Regions from separate parts of the Homo sapiens genome. Here all the other regions are linked to region 3. Evidence: read pairs that join two places in POLR2A ChIA-PET (ENCODE). Cell type or tissue: MCF 10A. All regions are shown on one strand.

The links. Peaks named below come from ENCODE experiments on the same cell type or tissue, not always from the same donor. Only the 100,000 strongest peaks of a DNase experiment are listed, where the experiment ranks them.
Region 1: POLR2A ChIA-PET joins it to region 3 with 7 read pairs; 6 of 35 experiments call an interaction of 5 or more read pairs at or near these places.
Region 2: POLR2A ChIA-PET joins it to region 3 with 6 read pairs; 2 of 35 experiments call an interaction of 5 or more read pairs at or near these places.

Annotation. Positions count from the first base shown.
Region 1 is chr10:69,231,571-69,234,070 of GRCh38, reverse strand. It overlaps HKDC1 (hexokinase domain containing 1), which reads right to left. Exons shown (of 18, transcript NM_025130.4): 3 at 1,159-1,307; 4 at 938-1,057. It overlaps LOC101928994 (a long non-coding RNA gene), which reads left to right and starts at 1,581. Exons shown (of 5, transcript NR_120648.1): 1 at 1,581-1,700. RefSeq lists enhancers at 699-1,424, 1,038-2,237. In MCF 10A, no CTCF peak of the experiment used is centred here; a DNase peak (open chromatin) is centred at 1,530.
Region 2 is chr10:69,438,206-69,440,705 of GRCh38, reverse strand. No RefSeq gene overlaps it. Among named protein-coding and RNA genes, the nearest start is that of TSPAN15, 12 kb to the left of the region's middle. In MCF 10A, no CTCF peak of the experiment used is centred here; DNase peaks (open chromatin) are centred at 345, 765, 1,175 and 1,995.
Region 3 is chr10:69,374,790-69,377,289 of GRCh38, reverse strand. HK1 (hexokinase 1) reads right to left here. Exons shown (of 18, transcript NM_000188.3): 8 at 201-356. Among named protein-coding and RNA genes, the nearest start is that of TACR2, 41 kb to the left of the region's middle. RefSeq lists enhancers at 1-435, 436-958. In MCF 10A, no CTCF peak of the experiment used is centred here; a DNase peak (open chromatin) is centred at 1,329.

The sequences.
Region 1 (2,500 bases), 140 kb after region 3:
TAAGATTGGGTTAGCTTCCTCCTGCTTACAGATTGAAAACTGAGACACACAGAGATGAGTTACCAGGAACCCCGGCCTAGCTGGTGACACAGTTCAGACTGTGTATCCCAGGCTCTGTGTCTGCTCCAGGACATTCTCACTCCTCCAGTGCCCCCATTCCTTTTTTTTTTTTTGAGACGGAGTCTTGCTCTGTCACCCAGGCTGGAGTGCAGTGGCACAATCTCGGCTCACTGCAAGCTCCGCCTCCCGGGTTCACGCCATTCTCCTGCCTCAGCCTCCCAAGTGGCTGGGACTACAGGCGCCCGGCACCACACCCAGCTAATTTTTTGCATTTTTAGTAGAGACGGGGTTTCACCATGTTAGCCAGGATGGTCTCGATCTCCTGACCTCATGATCCGCCCGCCTCGGCCTCCCAAAGTGCTGGGATTATAGGCGTGAGCCACCGCGCCTGGTCCTCCAGTGCCCCCATTCTAATCCTCCTCCTGAGGGCTCACTACAGGGAGAGACTCCCCAGCCTTCCCATGTTTCTTCTAGTTGGCTATGTCAGTGGTCCTAAGTGCAGGCCTCAGGCAGCATCACATCTGCCAGGAACCTGTCAGGGAGGCGAATTTAGGGCCTCCTTGCAGAACCACTGATTCCAGTAGGCCCAGCAATCTGTGCTTAAAACAAGCCCTCCAAGGAATTCCTCACACCAAGGTTTGAGAGCTAGTGAAAAGCATTCTACTCCCCCGAGCTGTGCCCACGTTAATCATAAAATCAAGGCCATTGCGTTAACAAGTTCTCTGCCTCACGCTGCCACCTCATCATGAACAAAAAGAAAAGAAAAAGACAAACAAGAAAGCTCCTGCTGTTCTCTCCTGCGTGCAGCCTGACTCCCACCCGTGCCCACATTCCCCAAGCCCCAATTCCTGCACTGCTGCTTCCCTCCGCGCCTTACCTCTTCCAGTTTAGTCTGTCGACAGGGGAAAGAAAAAGTTAGGCCAAGGGGCAATTTCTTATGCTTTAAATCTTTGGTCTTCATGAAATCTGCCAGACAGTCAGCTACATATTCAAACAGCTGCAGAGAAGAGAAAGCAAAGTACATGGGCTAAGGTGTGGTTTCCCCACACACGGATGCCACCGCCTTCCCTGCGGTCACAGGAGCCACCTGCCAGGTACCTCTGTGCCGTTCCCGCGGATGATTTCATTGGGCGTTGGGTAGAACTGACTCTCCATCTGCACGTGTCGCTTCCCCTCTTCAGCGACTTGCACCTTCAGCACTCGGAACTTGGACCCTCCGAGATCCAGGGAAAGGAACTCCCCATTTTCTATTAAGAAACAAATTCAGTTTCCATTTATTGAGGGTCTACTACAGATATGGCAAGCTCTGCATTAGAGGTTGGACATATAATCAACGTCTTCAAATCACAGCCACTAGGTATCATTATGCTCATTTGCCAAGGCTGAGGACTCTGGCCATTTCTCAGAGCCCTCGAGGTAAGGCGCAGAGCTGAGATGTGAACTAAGTCAGCCTGACTCTGCAGCCTGAGCCCAACCCACTGGCTCATGCTGTAGGAATGTGCATGTCAACTGGAGAGGGCAAATGTGAGCACAGCCCTTGCGGTGGTATGAGAGGTGGCCTCGACGGTGGAGCCCATCCTGGGATGCCATCACTGGGAAGAGAGAGCTGGTGCTCCCAGCCTGGGGAAACTCGGATAAAGGTATGAGGGGGAAGACAGGATGTGCGGCGAGGAGCAGCCAGCCTCCTGCAGCCGATGATCCTATGGGCAGAGGGAAAACACTCCTGGAGGGGAGAGGAGACAGGGACTAAACAATGGCCCTTGAGGTGCCAAGGATGCTGATTTTTTTAGGCCAGAGCCACTCCAAAAGGAGACATTGGAACACAACCCAGCCCAGCCCAAGACAGATGCCATTAATTGAAAGGTGGGGGCTGGGCACAGTGGCTCATGCCTGTAATCCCAGCATTTTGGGAGGCCGAGACGGGCAGATCACCTGAGGTCAGCAGTTCAAGAACAGCCTGGCCAACTTGGTGATGTTGCTGCTGTTGCTGGTCTGTAGACCATAGTTAGAGTAGCAAAGGTGCAGCCAGCTCGATTTTTTGTTTTTGTGTAGACATCCGGAAATTCTTACCTTCACAGATCAGCCACAAAGGAGCTGATGGAGTCATTTATTATTTGGTGAGGGAATTCAGGGAGTTAATCCTATGCAACTTTTATTAGTATATATTATGCACCAAGTAAGAGGGTTCTCCCAGATGCTGTCTTGCTGTGTAGGAGGTAGGGTAGATCCCACAATCTATGTCCACACATTTACTGAGCATCTACTCTGTGCTGAGTAACATGTGTTAGGTGCTAGGGATGCGCAGATGAAAGACGGTGTGCTCCCTGGGAAATTGATCCGAAATACAGGCGCATAAATCAGCTATTTCCATATAGTAGGACCAGTGCTCAGATTGTGAGAGGCACAGGGAGAGATATCCAGGTCAAAGCTGGGAGACAAA
Region 2 (2,500 bases), 63 kb before region 3:
CCTCAGAGACCCCCAGGGCCACTTCCCTTCCTGACAGTGCAGGGCTGGCCCTGTACTTGGCATCCGCCGTTGTAAGGTATCTGTCTTCTGGCTGGCTTTCTCTGTCAAAATTTTTTGGATTGCTTGATAGTTTATTATACCTAAAAAAAAGCTTTTAATCTTTTTGGACCCACCTAAATCAGTGCTGTGAGGCAGGGTGTGTAGCTGTTTGTATGCCCAATTACAAATGAGAAAACAGGTTAGACTATTTCCCCAGGTCATTGAGGGAATTAGCAGTAAACCAAGACTGACAGTAGTGATGATTCAAGAGGTCCCAGAGCTGGGAGGATCTTTAGACATAATTGTGTCCAACATCCACATGAGTGGATAGAGAAACTCAAGCTAAAAGGGTGGTGTATTGCTCACGGCTATATATTTAAGTTTGTGTCCTCTTCTATTTATGGGCTGTATTGCACAATAAAATGTTTTCTAAGTGAAAAATATCCTGTTTAATTTTCATGTCTATGATGATTAGTGAGGTTGAGGATATACAGTTCTGAAAATTTCCTGTTTTTATCCTTTGCACGTTTTCCAGTTGAGAGATTCTTGTAAGTAGCCAATGCCAGGTGGCTGGCAGGCTGAGAAAATGCCATTCACACCTCTTATCTCCACAGGAGAGGGGCCCTTCCAGATGAGGAGACTCCAGGCTGATCTTGCAGGGCTTTTTTTTTTTTTTTTTTGTGGGCGGGGGGGGATGTGGACAGAGTCTCTTGTCCGTCACCCAGGCTGCAGTGCAGTAGTGGTGCAATCTCACCTCACCACAAACTCCGCCTCCCAGGCTCAAGCAATCCTCCTGCTTCAGCCTTCCAAGTAGCTGGGATTACAGGCACCCACCACTACACCTGGCTAACTTTTGTATTTTTAGTAGAGACGGGGTTTTGCCATGTTGGCCAGGCTGGTCTCAAACTCCTGACCTCAGGTGATCCACCTGCCTTGGACTCCCAAAGTGCTGAGATTACAGGCATGAGCCACTGCACCGGGACATCTTGCAGAGCTTTGACAGAGGAAGAGTCTCAGAGCCATCTGCCTGCAGGGGCTGGCCTTGTTGGGGTTCAGCCAGGCATTCCGGGGAAGCAGCTGGGGAGCACTGGCTGATGGGATGTTGGACCAGGCCTGCCTGACTCACACTGGAAGAGGTTGGATGCCCCGGTGCCCGGGCATCATGCCCCGAGCAGCTCCATCTGTCATTCAGGAGGGCAGGGCAGCTGCTCTGGGAAAGGTTGGGTGCTGCTGGGGGAGGGGAGCCTCAGGGAAGTTAGCTGTGCTCCCAGGGCAGTCTGAGGGTACCAAGGATAGAGTACTAGGGGACACTGAAATGGGGTCTGGATTTGAGCCTGTGGCTATAGAGGAAGGTGGGCAAAAGAAGGGCTGGAAGGCTTTTACATTCAAAAACACACATGGATCTGCTGGTTCATGAGCAGCAGTAAAGGAACCACAGCGTCTGGCCATGTGCTGGTTGCTATGGGACGCCAGCAGCCCTTAAAGGTGGATTTCACAGTTTGCAGTTGACAAAGCACCTCCACCTCATATATTAGAGCACTTTCCAAGTGCAGATTTACTCGGAGAGTGCCCCCTTCCTTGCTGGATTGTCAGCACTGTGGGTGGAAAGAACCGTCTTACTTCCAGATGCCACCCCAGTGTCTGGGTGCCTAGGGGTGCTGGACACAGGTAGATGCTCATTAAACATGGAAGCCAGCTGTCCCCTCAGCCATGAGGGCTGACTCTCTGGCAGTCACACCTCAGACTTCTGACAGCTGAAGACTTCTGCAGAATTCAGCAGAATTCTGTCCTTCCCCAGGCTTCCCCTGAAATTCAGTCACCATTTGATGACAATCTTGTTGGGTCTCCTGGAGGCGTCAGTTCTCTGCTCCCAGACTTTCTGGCTTTCTCCTACTTCCTATATTTTCCCTCAGGGCATTTTAACTTCCTCGTTCCTGTCTACTGAGCTCAGCTCAGCGGCAGCACCTACTTTCTATCTTACACACCCAAATCCCTCTCAGCCTTGTTCAGAAAAAAACAGATGGCGCTTCATTAACAAAATATAATCTTCTGTTACAACATGTGTCGACTAAACCGTTGTTTTTCTTTCTCATGGGTCATCATAATCACTCTGTGTGGAGAAAAAGACAGGAAGGATTCTCCCAGGTTTACCCAGGAGGAGACAGTCTCAGATTTTTTGCCCAAAGTTTCTCACTCTGCCAGAGCAAACGGCCCTGAGCATTTCACAACGACTGCAGAGAAACCAAGTCAGCCTTGAATTCCTGGGGGATAGAAGTAAGGGGGCTGGGTAAAGACCACTGCTGGGGGCTGCTGAAAAATTCACTGTGGGTGCACAGTTTCACCTACTATTTAGTGGTTAGTTATAGTGCAGTGTAACTGCTGTGAGGGTACCTTGTAATTAAAGTCAGCTGGAGCTAGAGGGGTCATAGACTTCTTTTAGTAAAGGATCTAAACTCCCTCC
Region 3 (2,500 bases):
CATTCTTTAATGAACCGCCACAAGTGCCTTCAGGGAGTCCGGCCCAGAATGGGTCAACTAAGAGTGAGAGGACACGGACCCAGAAAGCCATGACACTCTTGAAGGAAAAGCCACCAAACTTGGACTCAAGAAGTAACAAGGGACCAATTGCTCTTCTCTGCCCCAACACCCCAAGAAAGCCTTGAGGGGATGGTACCTACTTTTCGATGGCTGACACATCACTGGTGTTAAACTTCCCTCGGGTGAGCAGCTCCGGGGTGATCCGCCCTTCAAATAAGAGGCCCTCCTTGGCCATCTTGACTAGGATCAGTCGAACCAGCTCTCCCAAGTACATGCCACTGACCATCTTCTCAAACCTGTGGAGAAAGGCACACCGGCACTTGTCAGCCTTCCTCTGCGCCCCACACACGAGGGCTGGGACAGACATAAAAGGAATGGGAAGCCCCGACTCACCCCTCACCAGCCCCCAGCCTCGCTGGCAGGCAAAACCATGTGCTTGAGTGACTGAACAGCAGAGGGAGAGGGATCGGAAGCCAAGCCGACTGTGGAGAGGGCAGGAGTCATCCAGACCCCATGCCTGTGACTAGGAGAACACCATGGGCAGGAGCAGGCAGGGAAGGCTGCCTGAAGGCAGGGGGAGCGTTTGGATTTAGATTGCAGATGTCAAGAAGGCCCCAGATAGAAATGTGCAAAATATGATAATCTCCTCCTAAACTGTATGCTATACTTTTTATTTTTTATCTTTATGTATGTACGTATGTATGTATTTACTTATTTATTTATTTTTTGAGACAGGGTCTCACTGTCGCCCAGGCTAGAGCGCAGTGACACAATCTCGACTCTCTGCAGCCTCAACCTCCTGGGCTCAAGCCATCCTCCCACCTCAGCCTCCTGAGTAGCTAGACCACCACGCCCAGCTAATTCTTAAAAATTTTTGTAGAGGGGGAGTCTCCTTATGCTGCCTAGGCTGGTTTCGAACTCATGGGCCCAAGCGACCCTCCCAGATGCAAGCTACAGCACCTGGCTTGTATGCTATACTTTTCAAAGAACTTTCACCTCCACTCCTATGGGAGACCCCAAGCCCTGTGGATAGGAGGTGGCCAGGAAGTATTCTCCCCATTTCCCAGCTCAGAAAGGGTAAACAGCTTCTCCGAGGGAAAGGCAGCCACTCCCCCTGGGGCCGCTGTCAGGACATTTGTTAGGCACCTCCCTGGCATGATTTTCTCCTTCTCCGGCCAAAAGGATCAAGAATTTGCTTTGAGGAACTCACTCCTCCCCCACTGATGTTACCCTAAACTCCAGGGCTGGGCTCTGCATACTGACAGCCAATCAGCTCACCGCACAGCTCCAGCCCCGGTCAAGCACCGACCAATGACAGAATGAGCCCAATGCTGCAGGGGAGAGGCAGCCAGGTGTAGAGATAGAAGCCAACACGCATTGCTGAAGGCCCAGCCGGGAGCTGGCAAGAACCAGGGCTCGATGCCATATGTGAGCCAGATTCAGCCCCCACATCCTGGCTGACGAGGGGCCAGGAGGAACCCCTGAGCAGGGCAGATTGAAGAGGTGGGCGCACATCAGAGCAGCCCGCCGCTCCTCTGCGGGAGCCCAGCTGGCACACCCACAGCTGGCTGTGACACAGCAAAACAATCTGTTCCAACCAGAGCCGCCCAGAAGCCAAGGATGCTGCCGAGACCTGAGCACCCGGCCCTCAACCATCAGCACAGGGCACAGAGCCTCCTTAAAAACACAGTCCTCATTGTTCCTGCTCCTGACAGAACCAGACGTGACCGCCTGGCTGCAGCCAGGCAGAGGATCCCTGGCAGGACAGTGCCCTTCTAAGTCTGGTGCCACCCCAGGCTCCTGTGGGAACAGCCTCTGTGTAGCCCTGAACAGGAATCTCAGCACTGGTGGAGGCCTGGCAGAGCCACTACTGAGCTACTCACCCTGGCCTCCCTACCTGTGCAATGAGATACTGACTGCTTTCCTGTAAGGTTATATGGAGGATATGGGTTAATATAGGTCAGATAGTGCTACAATATCTGGCTAACAATGAGTGCCTGTGGCCCTTCCTATGTGTCTGACACTTTTCCCAGCACTTTACCTGTATTAACTTTTTTCATCCTCATTACAACCCTAGGAGGGAGACATTAGCATTATCCCCATTTCACGGATGAGGAAACAGAGGCACAGAAAGGTTATATAACTTGCCCATGGACAGGGCTAACAAGTGGCAATCCACATTTTGAATCCAGTTAGATCTAACACCAGAAGTTGTACTCCTAACCACTGTGCATTCCTGCCTGTCTCATGGACCGTGTCACTCAATGTTAGCTGTCACTATCATGCTAGCAGCCACCTAGGACCACCCTACCCCAGCTTCTCTGCCTGTTCTCCTCCCTAGGCAGCCTTCCCTGTTGGGCAGTGTGACAAGAGAAAGGGCATTCCCCATAGGATGCGCTAACATCAGCCTCCTGGCACCCTCTGCCCGCTGCTTTTCACT